2 separate regions of the Homo sapiens genome follow, and region 1 is linked to region 2. A link is an interaction called in ENCODE POLR2A ChIA-PET data of the cell type or tissue named here. Cell type or tissue: OCI-LY7. All regions are shown on one strand. Links, peaks and the distances in the headings refer to the core of each region. The heading gives the core; the rest is flanking DNA. Region 1 overlaps EZH1 (enhancer of zeste 1 polycomb repressive complex 2 subunit). Region 2 overlaps PTGES3L-AARSD1 (PTGES3L-AARSD1 readthrough).

Region 1 (5,384 bases), core at 4-5,003, 230 kb after region 2:
TAAGTCTGGACACTGTGGCTCATGCCTGTAATCCCAGTATTTTGGGAGGCCGAGGTGGGCGAATCACTTGAGTTCAGAAGTGTGAGACCAGCCTGGGCAACATGGCAAAACTCTGTCTCTACAAAAACATTACAAAAATTAGCCAGGCCTGGTGGTGTGGGCCTGTAGTCCCAACTACTCAGGAGGCTGAGTAGGGAGGATTGCTTGAGCCCAGGAGGCAGAGGTTGCAGTGAGCCGAGATCAAGCCACTGCATTCCAGCCTGGGCAACAGAGCAAGACCCTGTCTCAAAACAAAATAAGAAACCGATTCAAAATATTAATTTTGTCTATTTTTAATTCCTAGGGTCTGAAACCTGGCTTCATTACTCTGTAGGCAACAGTTCCTTCCCTTTGATTTGCTGTTTATATGAAACATGTAACAATTCATGTCATTAAGTATATCTTTTTCTGGTCTTAGATTAAGTTTAAAAAGTTTCACTTTGGGCCCCCCACGTTGTGGCTCACAGCTGTAATCCCAGCACTTTGGGAGCAGGCCGAGGGATTGATCACTTGAAGCCAGGAGTTTGGGACCAGCCTGTCCAACACGGTGAAACCCCGTTTCTACAATTAGCTGGGCGTGGGCATCCCACACCTGTCATCCCAGCTACTTGGGAGGCTGAGGAACGAGAATCCCTTGAACCTGGAAGGCGGAGGTTGCAGTGAGCTGAGATGGCACCACTGTACTCTAGCCTGGGCGACAAAGGGAGACCCTGTCTCAAAAACAGTTTCCACTTTGTTCACTATTTCTATTTTGTTCACTAGTAGCGTCCCAGAAAAGATTTGAGGTAGCAACACTAAAAACACACTAATTCCATTTCTACATAGAATAAACTAAAGAGAAAAGAGAAAACAATTTGTGGAGAAAAGTGAAGATAATTAGATAGGTTGGGATTGAGGGGAAGGGTTAAAGGTTAAAAAAAGAAAAATTGTGCTTCTCCATTCTGGAAAGTCCCCAGCTTTTTCTTTGTTTTGTTTTATGTCCAAACTGTGTACATATTGGATTCTTTCCTACTCCTTAGTCTATCAGTCAATCATCAGTTGAGACTTGAGTACACTACACCCTAAAGTCATGAGTTACTTAATGGGTAGTTGGAATTCAGTACCTTTAGTGTGTTTTATTCTCTAACTCACCTACCCGAATAATTTGATTCAAAATAGACTAAAAAGTCTTATTTTTATTGGATGATATGAGCAGGCACTAAATACAGTACAGTATTAAACTTTGGGCTGACACAGTACAGAACCAGTCAAGATAGGGCTCTAGCCTGTTAGGAGATTGCTTTTACTCTTCCAAGTCAGCGTTCTCACTGGGCACGGTGGCTCATGTCTGTAATCTCAACCCTTTGGGAGGCTGAGGAAGGGGGATTACTTCAAGTCAGGAGTTCAAGGCCAGCCTGGGAAACATAGCAAGATCTTGTAGGCTGGGCGTAGTGGCTCACGCCTGTAATCCCAGCACTTTGGGAGGCCGAAGCGGGTGGATCACAAGGTCAAGAGATCGAGATCATCCTGGCCAACATGGTGAAACCTGTCTCTACTGAAATGCAAAAATTAGCTGGGCGTGGTGGCTTGCACCTGTAGTCCCAGCTACGCGGGAGGCTGAGGCAGGAGAATCGCTTGAACCCGGGAGGCGGAGGTTGCAGTGAGCTGAGATTGCACCACTGCACTCCAGCCTGGCAACAGAGCAAGACTCCGTTTCAAAAAAAAAAAAAAAGATCTTGTCTCCACTGAAAATATAAAAAATTAGCCAGGCATGGTGGCATGTGCCCGTAGTCCCAGCTACTAGGGAGGCTGGGGCCAAAGGATCCCTTGAGCCTGGGAGGTCGAAGTGCAGTGAGCTATGATCATGCCTGGTCGGCAGAGTGGGACCCTTTCTCAAAAAACAAAATAAAATGAAATAAAATTAAACCAGAGTTATAAATCCTGTGAGCCAGCATTTTCCTTTGGGTCTCATAAAAACTAATCCTGTTTATGGTGAAACCCTGTCTCTACTGAAAACACAAAAAATTAGCTGGGCATGGTGGTGGGCACCTGTGATCCCAGGTACTCGGGAGGCTGAGGCAGGAGAATGGCGTGAACCTGGGGGATGGAGCTTGCAGTGAGCCAAGATCGCGCCACTGCACTCCAGCCTGGGCGACAGCGCGAGACTCTGTCTCAAAAAAAAAAAAACTAATCCTGTTTAGATTTTTGTTACCATTACCTCCAGTGCATACGATCTAATTTTTTTTTTGAGACAGAATTTCACTCTTGTTGCTCAGACTGGAGTGCAATGGCACGATCTCAGCTCATTGCAACCTCTGCCTCCTGGGTTCAAGCGATTCTCCTGCTTCAGCCTCCCGAGTAGCTGGGATTACAGGCATCCACCACCATGCCCGGCTAATTTTGTATTTTTAGTAGAGACGGGGTTTCTGCATGTTAGGCTGGTCTCGAACCCCTGTCCTCAGGTGATCCACTCGCCTTGGCCTCCCAAAGTGCTGGGATTACAGGTGTGAGCTACTGCACCCAGCTGATCTGATTCTCTTAATTAAGCAACACTAGGAAATACTAATGTTATAATTTTATTTTAAATTAGAATTCAGAGTCACAGGTTCCTGTTAGGAAGGTTCTTTCTGTGTGTAGTGCCCAGAAGCTCAAACTAATGACAGATGAAAATACCTCAGAGAAGTTGGAGGGTATAAATTAGAGATGTGCTTTATAGATCCTAACTGAGAGATCAGGCTGTGTACCTAGTCACAGAATTGATTTTAATTGAAATGTTGATGAAATTGGTGATCACCAGAATGACCCAAAGGTGTGTTACTAGAGCTCTTTGCAGGGATAGGTTCACCCCTATCATTCAGGTTTCAATTACACTATGAATCAAAAAAGGAATAGGATGAAATATTTAAAAATATAGGCCAGGGGCCAGGCGTGGTAGCTCACGCCTGTAATCCCAGCACTTTGGGAGGCCGAGGCAGGTGGATCACGAGGTCAGGAGATGGAGACCATCCTGGCCAACATGGTGAAACCCCGCCTCTACTAAAAATACAGAAATTAACCCGGCTTGGTGGCGAGCATAGTCCCAGCTACTCAGGGGGGGTGGAGGCAAGAGAATCGCTTGAACCCAGGAGGTGGAGATTGCAGTGAGCTGAGATAGCACCACTGCACTCCAGCCTGGGTGACAGAGTGAGACTCCTTCTCAAAAAAAAAAAAAAAAAAAAAATCTAGGCCAGGCCCGGTGGCTTACGCCTGTAATCCCAGCACTTTGGGAGGCCAAGGTGGGTGAATTACCTGAGGTTAGGAGTTCCAGACCAGCCTGGCCAAGATGGTGAAACCCTGTCTCTACTAAAAATACAAAAATTAGCTGGGGCAGAGGTTGCAGTGAGCTGTTATTGCACCAACGCACTCCAGCCTGGCAACAGAGTGAGACTCCATCTCAAAAAAAAATAAAAAAAATAGACTGGGCACGGTGGCTCACGTCTGTAATCCCAGCAGAGCGAGATTCCGTCTCAAAAAATAATAATAAATACAAATAATAAATACAAATAAATAAAATTAAAAAATAAAAATCTGTAGTGCCATCTGCCTCCAAAGGCTTACTTAGCCTTGCTGGTTAATAAAATTATTATTCAAGAGAAACTATCAAAGACACTGAATTTGCCCCTAAGACAAAGAAGCTGTTTCTGCAAAGGGACACCTTATGTAGATGAAAAAATTTAATAGTTTGGAACTTTTGTATTCTGATCTCAGTCTCTCTAAGTTTAAGAACTTGTTCCTTAAATTTTTTTTTTTTTTTTTTTTTTGAGACAGAGTCTTGCTCTGTCGCCCAGGCTGGAGTTCAGTGGCACCGTCTCGGCTCACTGCAAGCTCCGCCTCCTGGGTTCACGCCATTCTCCTGCCTCAGCCTCCTGAGTAGCTGGGACTACAGGTGCCCGCCACCATGCCCAGCTAATTTTTTGTATTTTTAGTAGAGACGGGGTTTCACTGTGTTACCCAGGATGGTCTTGATCTCCTGACCTCGTGATCCGCCTGTCTCGGCCTCCCAAAGTGCTGTGATTGCAGGCGTGAGCCACCGCACCCAGCCGTTCCTTAAATTTTTTATTGCCATACAATTTCAGTAATGTTTTCCCATTTCCACCTAGTGACAGACTACATTCTAGTTTTAGCCTTTGCAGCAAATTGAGATCCAGTTTTCTGGGGAAAGATTGCTACATTTTTATAGCTTTCTTTTCCTGTAGAGATGTGACAGTAAATAAAGTGGTTCGTATTTCCAATGATTAATCTTTTTAAAAAATAAACTCTATTTTTTAGAATAGTTTGTTTTTTAAGAAAGAAAAAAAAGAAAGAATAGTTTGTTTGTTTTTGGTTTGTTTGAAACAGGGTCTCACTCTGTCACCCAGGCTGGAGTGCAATGGCGCAGTCACAGCTTGCTCCTGCAGCCTTGATCGTGCAGGCTCCATCTGTCTTCTCACCTCAGCCTCCCTGGTAGCTGGGACTAGAAGCACACGCCACCATGCCCAACTAATTTTTGTATTTCTTTTGTAGAGATGGGATCTCACCATGTTGTCCAGGCTGGTCTCGAACAACTGGGCCCAAGAGATCCACCTGCCTCAGCCTCCAAAAGTGTTGGAATTTCAGGCATGAGCCATCACGCCTGCCCTAGAATAGTTTTAGATTTATTTTAAAAATTGTAGGCTGGGCGCGGTGGCTCACGCCTGTAATCCCAGCACTTTGGGAGGCCAAGGCGGGTGGATCACCTGAGGTCAGGAGTTCAAGACGAGCCTAGGCAACATGGTGAAACTCTGTCTCTACTAAAAATACAAAAATTAGCTCGGCGCGGTGGCATGTGCCTGTAATCCCAGCTACTTAAGAGGCTGAGGCAGGAGAATCGCTTGAGCCCAGAAGGTGGAGGTTGCAGTGAGCCGAGATTGCATCATTACACTCCAGCCTGGGCGACAGAGCGAGACTCTGTCTCAAAAAAAAAAAAAAATTGTAAAGCTAGTACAGGGAGTTCCTGTTCTGCAACTGGCCAGCAGAACATCTTAAGTGGAATCATATGCAGTTATTTGCGTCTTATTTTTTTCACTTAGTATGGTGGTTTCATTTTATTATTACTATTATTATTAATGAGGCAGAGTCTCGCTCTGTTCCCCAGGCTGGAGTGCAGTGGCGCATTCTCAGATCACTGCAATCTCTACCTCCCTGCAATCTCTGCCCTGCTAGGTTCAAGCGATTCTCCTGCCTCAGCCTCCAAGCAGCTGAGACTACAAGTGCACACCACCATGCCCAGCTAATTTTTGTATTTTTGTAGAGATGAGGTTTCACCATGTTGGCCAGGCTGGTCTCGAACTCCTGATCTCAAGTGATCT
Region 2 (5,384 bases), core at 246-5,245:
AACGTTTTTCCACTTTTCTGTAATTCTTGTTCTACTGTTTTCTGTGTGTGTGTGTGTGTGTGTGGTTTTCTGTCGCCTAGGCTGGAGTGCAATGGCGCGATCTCAGCTCACTGCAACCTCTGCCTCTGGGTTCAAGCAATTTTGTCTCATCCTCCTGAGTAGCTGGGATTACAGGTGCCCACCACCACTTCTGGATAATTTTTGTATTTTTTTAGTAGAGACGGAGTTTCACCATGTTGGCCAGGCTGGTCTCAAATTCCTGACCTCAGGTGATCCACCTGCCTCACCCTCCCAAGTGGTGGGATTACAGGCGTAAGTCACCATGCCTGGCCTGTGTGTGTGGTTTTCTTTTTGAGACAGAGTCTTGCTCTGTCTCCCAGGCTGGAGTGCAGTAGCTCCCTGCAACCTCCACTTCCCAGGTTCAAGTGATTCTTGTGCCTCAGCCACCTGAGTAGCTGGGATTACAGGCATGCGCCACCACCCCTGGCTAATTTTTTTTTGTATTTTTGGTAGAGATGGGGTTTCATCATGTTGGCCAGGCTGGTCTGGAACTCCTGGCCTCAAGTGATCTGTCTGTCTCAGCCTCCCAAAGTGCTCACATTACAAATGTGAGCCACCAAACCCGGCCTCTGTGTGTGTGTGTGTGTGTGTGTGTGTGTGTGTGTGTGTGTGCGCGTGTTAAGCCAGACAACTTCATGGGATGTTAAAACTAGCAGTATAAAAACTCACATCATAAATAATTGGCCCCCAGTAAATCACACACTGTCGTTATATTATTTGGTTTCAGTTATAAAAACACTAGCCGACTCCAATCTGGATTTGTGTTAAATTTTCTTTTAAGAAGGGGATCAATTTACTTTTCTCAAATTAATTCCAGTGATGTTTTAAAGATGGGAGCAGTTGCCTGACCAGTTCTGGCTGCAACCATTCTTCTATGGACCATCAATGTGCAGATTGTTCTTCCTTCACTCCCTTCTCCCTTGTGATTATTTTTTCTTCCCACTAGCTTTTGAAGAAGGTCAGCACCAAGAGACCTCCACCTGCCATGGATGATTTGGATGTAAGTAAAGCCTTCCCCTCAACCCTTCAGTTTCTTTGTAGCCCTTAAAAACAACCCACTAGAGAGCTCCTATCCCAGTTCCTAGCACACAGTAGTTCTCAGTGCCTGTTAACCAAATTTGAGTTTGACCCAAGAGGGCTAATATTCTTTTTTTGGGGGGTGGGGGAGGAGTTTCACTCTTTCGCCCAGGTTGGAGTGCAGTGGCCCGATCTTGGCTCACTGCAACCTCTGCCTCCTGGGTTCAAGAGATTCTCCTGCCTCAGACTCCTGAGTAGCTGGGAATATAGGTGCCTGCCACCACGCCCAGCTAATTTTTGTATTTTTAGTAGAGACAGGGTTTTGCCATGTTAGCCAGGCTGGTCTCGAACTCCTGGCCTGAGGTGATCCACCCGCCTCGGCCTCCCAAAGTATTGGGATTACAGGCGTGAGCCACCACGCCTGGCCCAAGAAGGCTAATATTCTTCTCCAGGCTTTAGAAAACCCTAGCAAGACCCTCCTGCTTTCCATCTACCCCTCTGTTTCTCCATCCTAGAGAAGACCTACCCCAGCTGTAAGGAGCAATAGCATTAATTAAAATTCTGAAACTAGGGTGGGTGTGGTGGCTCACGCCTGTAATCCCAGCACTTTGAGAGGCCAAGGCAGGTGGATCACTTGTGCTCAGCAGTTTGAGACCAGCCTGGGCAACAGGGCAAAACCCTGTCTCTACCAAAAGTACAAAAATTAGCCAGGCACAGTAGCCTATAATCCCAGCTACTCAAGTGGCTGAGGTGGGAGGATCGCTTGAGACTGTGAGGCAGAGGTTGCACTGAGCTGAGATCATGCCACTGCACTGCAGCTGGGTGATGAAGCAAGACCCTGTCTCAAAAAAAAAAAAAAAAAAAAAAAAAGTCCTGAAACTAATGATGTATGACAAAGTAGTGTTGGTTTACTTAACATCCAAAGTAAGTTAAAACCTTTCATATTAGCCCCCTAAGTTGGGTGGTTTAGGAAATCACAAAAAGAAACTTGGAGAACAGGAGAGAGGAAGCAGTATTTGTTAACACAAATGTTCCTGCTTTGCAGGGTCTACAGGTGCTTTGTCTTTTTTCCCCCCCGCCCCCAGGATGATTCTGACAGTGCTGATGATGCAACAAGTAATTAACTTTCTGTGACGCAAAGCTGGGAAGGCAGCTGTGGCTATTTTCCAGTTGTTCTAGAAAGCTAGCGCCTAGGCCTTTGTCAGCGCTTTGGCTGTGCACCAAGTTCTTCTGAGATCTCTGAACTTTCCTAGAAGCTCTTTATTAAGGGTCGTCCTTCAAGCTTGTCTTCCTCCTAGGCACTTGACTATGGCTCCACATCAGATGCAGGGTCGGGGAGGGGTAGACTGGTAGGGCTTCTGATTTCTTACTGATTGGTTTCTAATCTCTGTGTTTAGGCCACTTGATTATTTGAGTATGTGTGTGTATGTGGCAAAACAAAAGCCAAAGAAGAATGCAGATTATAGAAATCTCTACTATGTGTGCATATGGGGCAAAGCAAAAAGCCAAAGAAGAAACAGATTATAATAAATCTCTAGGAACTGTTCTCTGTCTGTTTCCTTCTTGTACTTATTCCTCCTGGTGGCAAGCCTCTTCTCCCTCTAGTAACCAAGCTGGGGTGCTTCCTCTTGCCCAGATTTGTGCTCTGATTTCTTACAGCTAATTCTGTCATCTCTAGAACCAGCCACTTCAGCTTCCTGCACACTCTAGAAATCTCTTTATACTTTTTTTTTTTTTTTCCGAGATGGAGTCTTGCTCTGTCGCCCAGGCTGGAGTGCAGTGGTGCAGTCTCTGTTCACTGCAACCTCCACCTTCTGGGTTCAAGCAATTCTCCTGCCTCAGCCTCCCAAGTAGATGGGACTACAGATGTGCACCACCAGGCCCAGCTAATTTTTGTATTTTTAGCAGAGATGGGGTTTCACCATGTTGGCCAGGCTGGTCTCGAACTCCTGACCTCAAGTAATCCACCCACCTCAGCCTCCCAAAGTGCTAGGATTACATGTATGAGCCACCACACCCGGCCCTCTTTATACTTTTAAAACTGATTGTTACTCTAGTTAATGTCTATGTTTATTTGTCCAACAGCTATTCTATTTGTCCATAAACTTTTTTGAGTGCCTAATATGTACAGTTGACTGTAACTTAAACAAAATAAATGCATTGCCTATAGACTTTGCTCTTGAACTCATGGTAAACTATTAGGATTTACTTTAAAAGTAAACTTTATTTATTTATTTATGTTTGAGATAGAGTCTTGCTTTGTTGCCCAGGCTGGAATACAGTGGTACATTCATTATTCATGGAGCCCTGACTTCCTGGGCTCAAGTAATCCTCCTGCCTCAGCCTCCTGGGTAGCTAGGACTACACTACAGCTGACTAAGTTAAAAAATATTTTTGTAGGCTAGGTGCGGTGGCTTATGCTTGTAATCCCAACACTTTGGGAGGCTGAGGTGGGTGGATCACCTGAGGTCAGGAGTTCGAGACCAGCCTGACCAACATGGAGAAACCCTGTCTCCACTAAAAATACAAAATTAGTCAGGCGTGGTGGCTCATGCCTGTAATCCCAGCTGCTTCAGAGGCTGAGGCAGGAGAATGGCTTGAATCCAGGAGGTGGAGGTTGCTGTGAGCCGAGATCACACCATTGCACTCCAGCCAGGGCAACAAGAGCGAAACTCCGTCTCGCTCTATAAAATATATATATATTATATATTAATTTTATATATAAAATATATATTATATATATTAATTTTATATATTATATATAAATTATATATTTAAAATATATAATATATAAATTATATATGATACATATTATATATATTTTATATATTATATATCTACATATATAAATACATATATATTTATATATTATATATTATATTATATATTATATAATATATATTTTATATATTATATTATATATTATATAATATATATTTTATATATTATATTATATATTATATAATATATATTTTATATATTATATTATATATTATATAATATATATTTTATATATTATATTATATATTATATAATATATATTTTATATATTATATTATATATTATATAATATATATTTTATATATTATATTATATATTATATAATATATATTTTATATATTATATTATATATTATATAATATATATTTTATATATATGTAAAGACCTTGTCTTTAGGACAAACTATTTTTTTGTAAAGATTTGCTTGTTGCCCAGGCTGCTCTCAAACTCCTGGCCTTAAGCCTCCTTCCTCGGCCTCCCAAAGTGCTGGGATTACAGGCCTGAGCCACCATCCCTGGCCCCATACTGCATTATAAATACTATAATACCTATAATTTATTTTATACTATGTAGTTCTAAGGTATAATTATATAACATACAAAACAATATATAACATGGAACATAAACATATAGTATATATTACTTACATGCAGTATGTTAAAACTTAATTAGCAGATGTGTTGTGTGTGTCTGTGTGTGTACACAACTGGAATCATACCATCCGCATCTTGCATTGTGCCCTTTTTCATTTAATATATATTGGAGATCTTTACAAGTCAGAACATATAGATCTAACTCATTTTTTTCATGGCTATATGGTATTCCATTGAATGTATTTTTCATAATTTCACAGGTTCTTTATTGAGGGACACGTAGGTCGTTAGTCTTTTACCATATTCTTTTTTTTTGAGACGAAGTCTCGCTCTTGTCCCCCAGGCTGGAATGCGACGGCGTGGTCTCAGCTCACTGCAACCTCCGCATCCCGGGTTCAAGCGATTCTCTTGCCTCGGCTCCCCTAGTAGCTGGGATTACAGGCGCCTGCCACCAGGCCCAGCTAATTTTTGTATTTTTAGTAGAGACGGGGTTTTACCACGTTGGCCAGGCTGGTCTAGAACTCCTGACCTCAGGTGATCCACCTGCCTCGGCCTCCCAAAGTGCCGGGATTACAGGCATGAGCCACCGCGTCCGGCAGTCTTTTACCATTTGCAAACAATATTGCAATCAACATTTAAAAATGTGGATCTTTACATATTTTTGCCAGGATATCTGTAGGGTACATTTCTAGAAGTAGAATTGCTAGGTCAAGGAGTAGATAAAATACATTTAAACATTTTGATAGCTGTTACCAAGTTGCTCTTTGATGAAATTGTACCAATTCTCACTCCTACGAACAATGAGAGTGTTCCATTCTCTAAATCGTTTCAGATATTTGACAAGATAAAAATTAGCACCTGGTTTAATTTGCTTTTTTTTTTTTTTTTTTTTTTTTTTTTTTTGAGACGAAGTCTCGCTTTGTCAGCCAGGCT

What was found. Peaks named below come from ENCODE experiments on the same cell type or tissue, not always from the same donor. Only the 100,000 strongest peaks of a DNase experiment are listed, where the experiment ranks them.
Region 1: POLR2A ChIA-PET joins it to region 2 with 5 read pairs; 4 of 35 experiments call an interaction of 5 or more read pairs at or near these places.

Annotation. Positions count from the first base shown.
Region 1 is chr17:42,736,610-42,741,993 of GRCh38, reverse strand. The region is part of intron 1 of EZH1 (enhancer of zeste 1 polycomb repressive complex 2 subunit); the gene reads left to right. Among named protein-coding and RNA genes, the nearest start is that of EZH1, 5.7 kb to the left of the region's middle. In OCI-LY7, for the core only: no CTCF peak of the experiment used is centred there; no DNase peak of the experiment used is centred there.
Region 2 is chr17:42,965,965-42,971,348 of GRCh38, reverse strand. It overlaps PTGES3L-AARSD1 (PTGES3L-AARSD1 readthrough), which reads left to right. Exons shown (of 17, transcript NM_001136042.2): 6 at 1,007-1,060. It overlaps PTGES3L (prostaglandin E synthase 3 like), which reads left to right. Exons shown (of 7, transcript NM_001261430.2): 6 at 1,007-1,060; 7 at 2,163-3,246. The coding sequence ends at 2,201. Among named protein-coding and RNA genes, the nearest start is that of AARSD1, 4.2 kb to the right of the region's middle. RefSeq lists a silencer at 1,790-1,990. In OCI-LY7, for the core only: no CTCF peak of the experiment used is centred there; DNase peaks (open chromatin) are centred at 2,188 and 2,698; H3K27ac peaks cover 824 bases.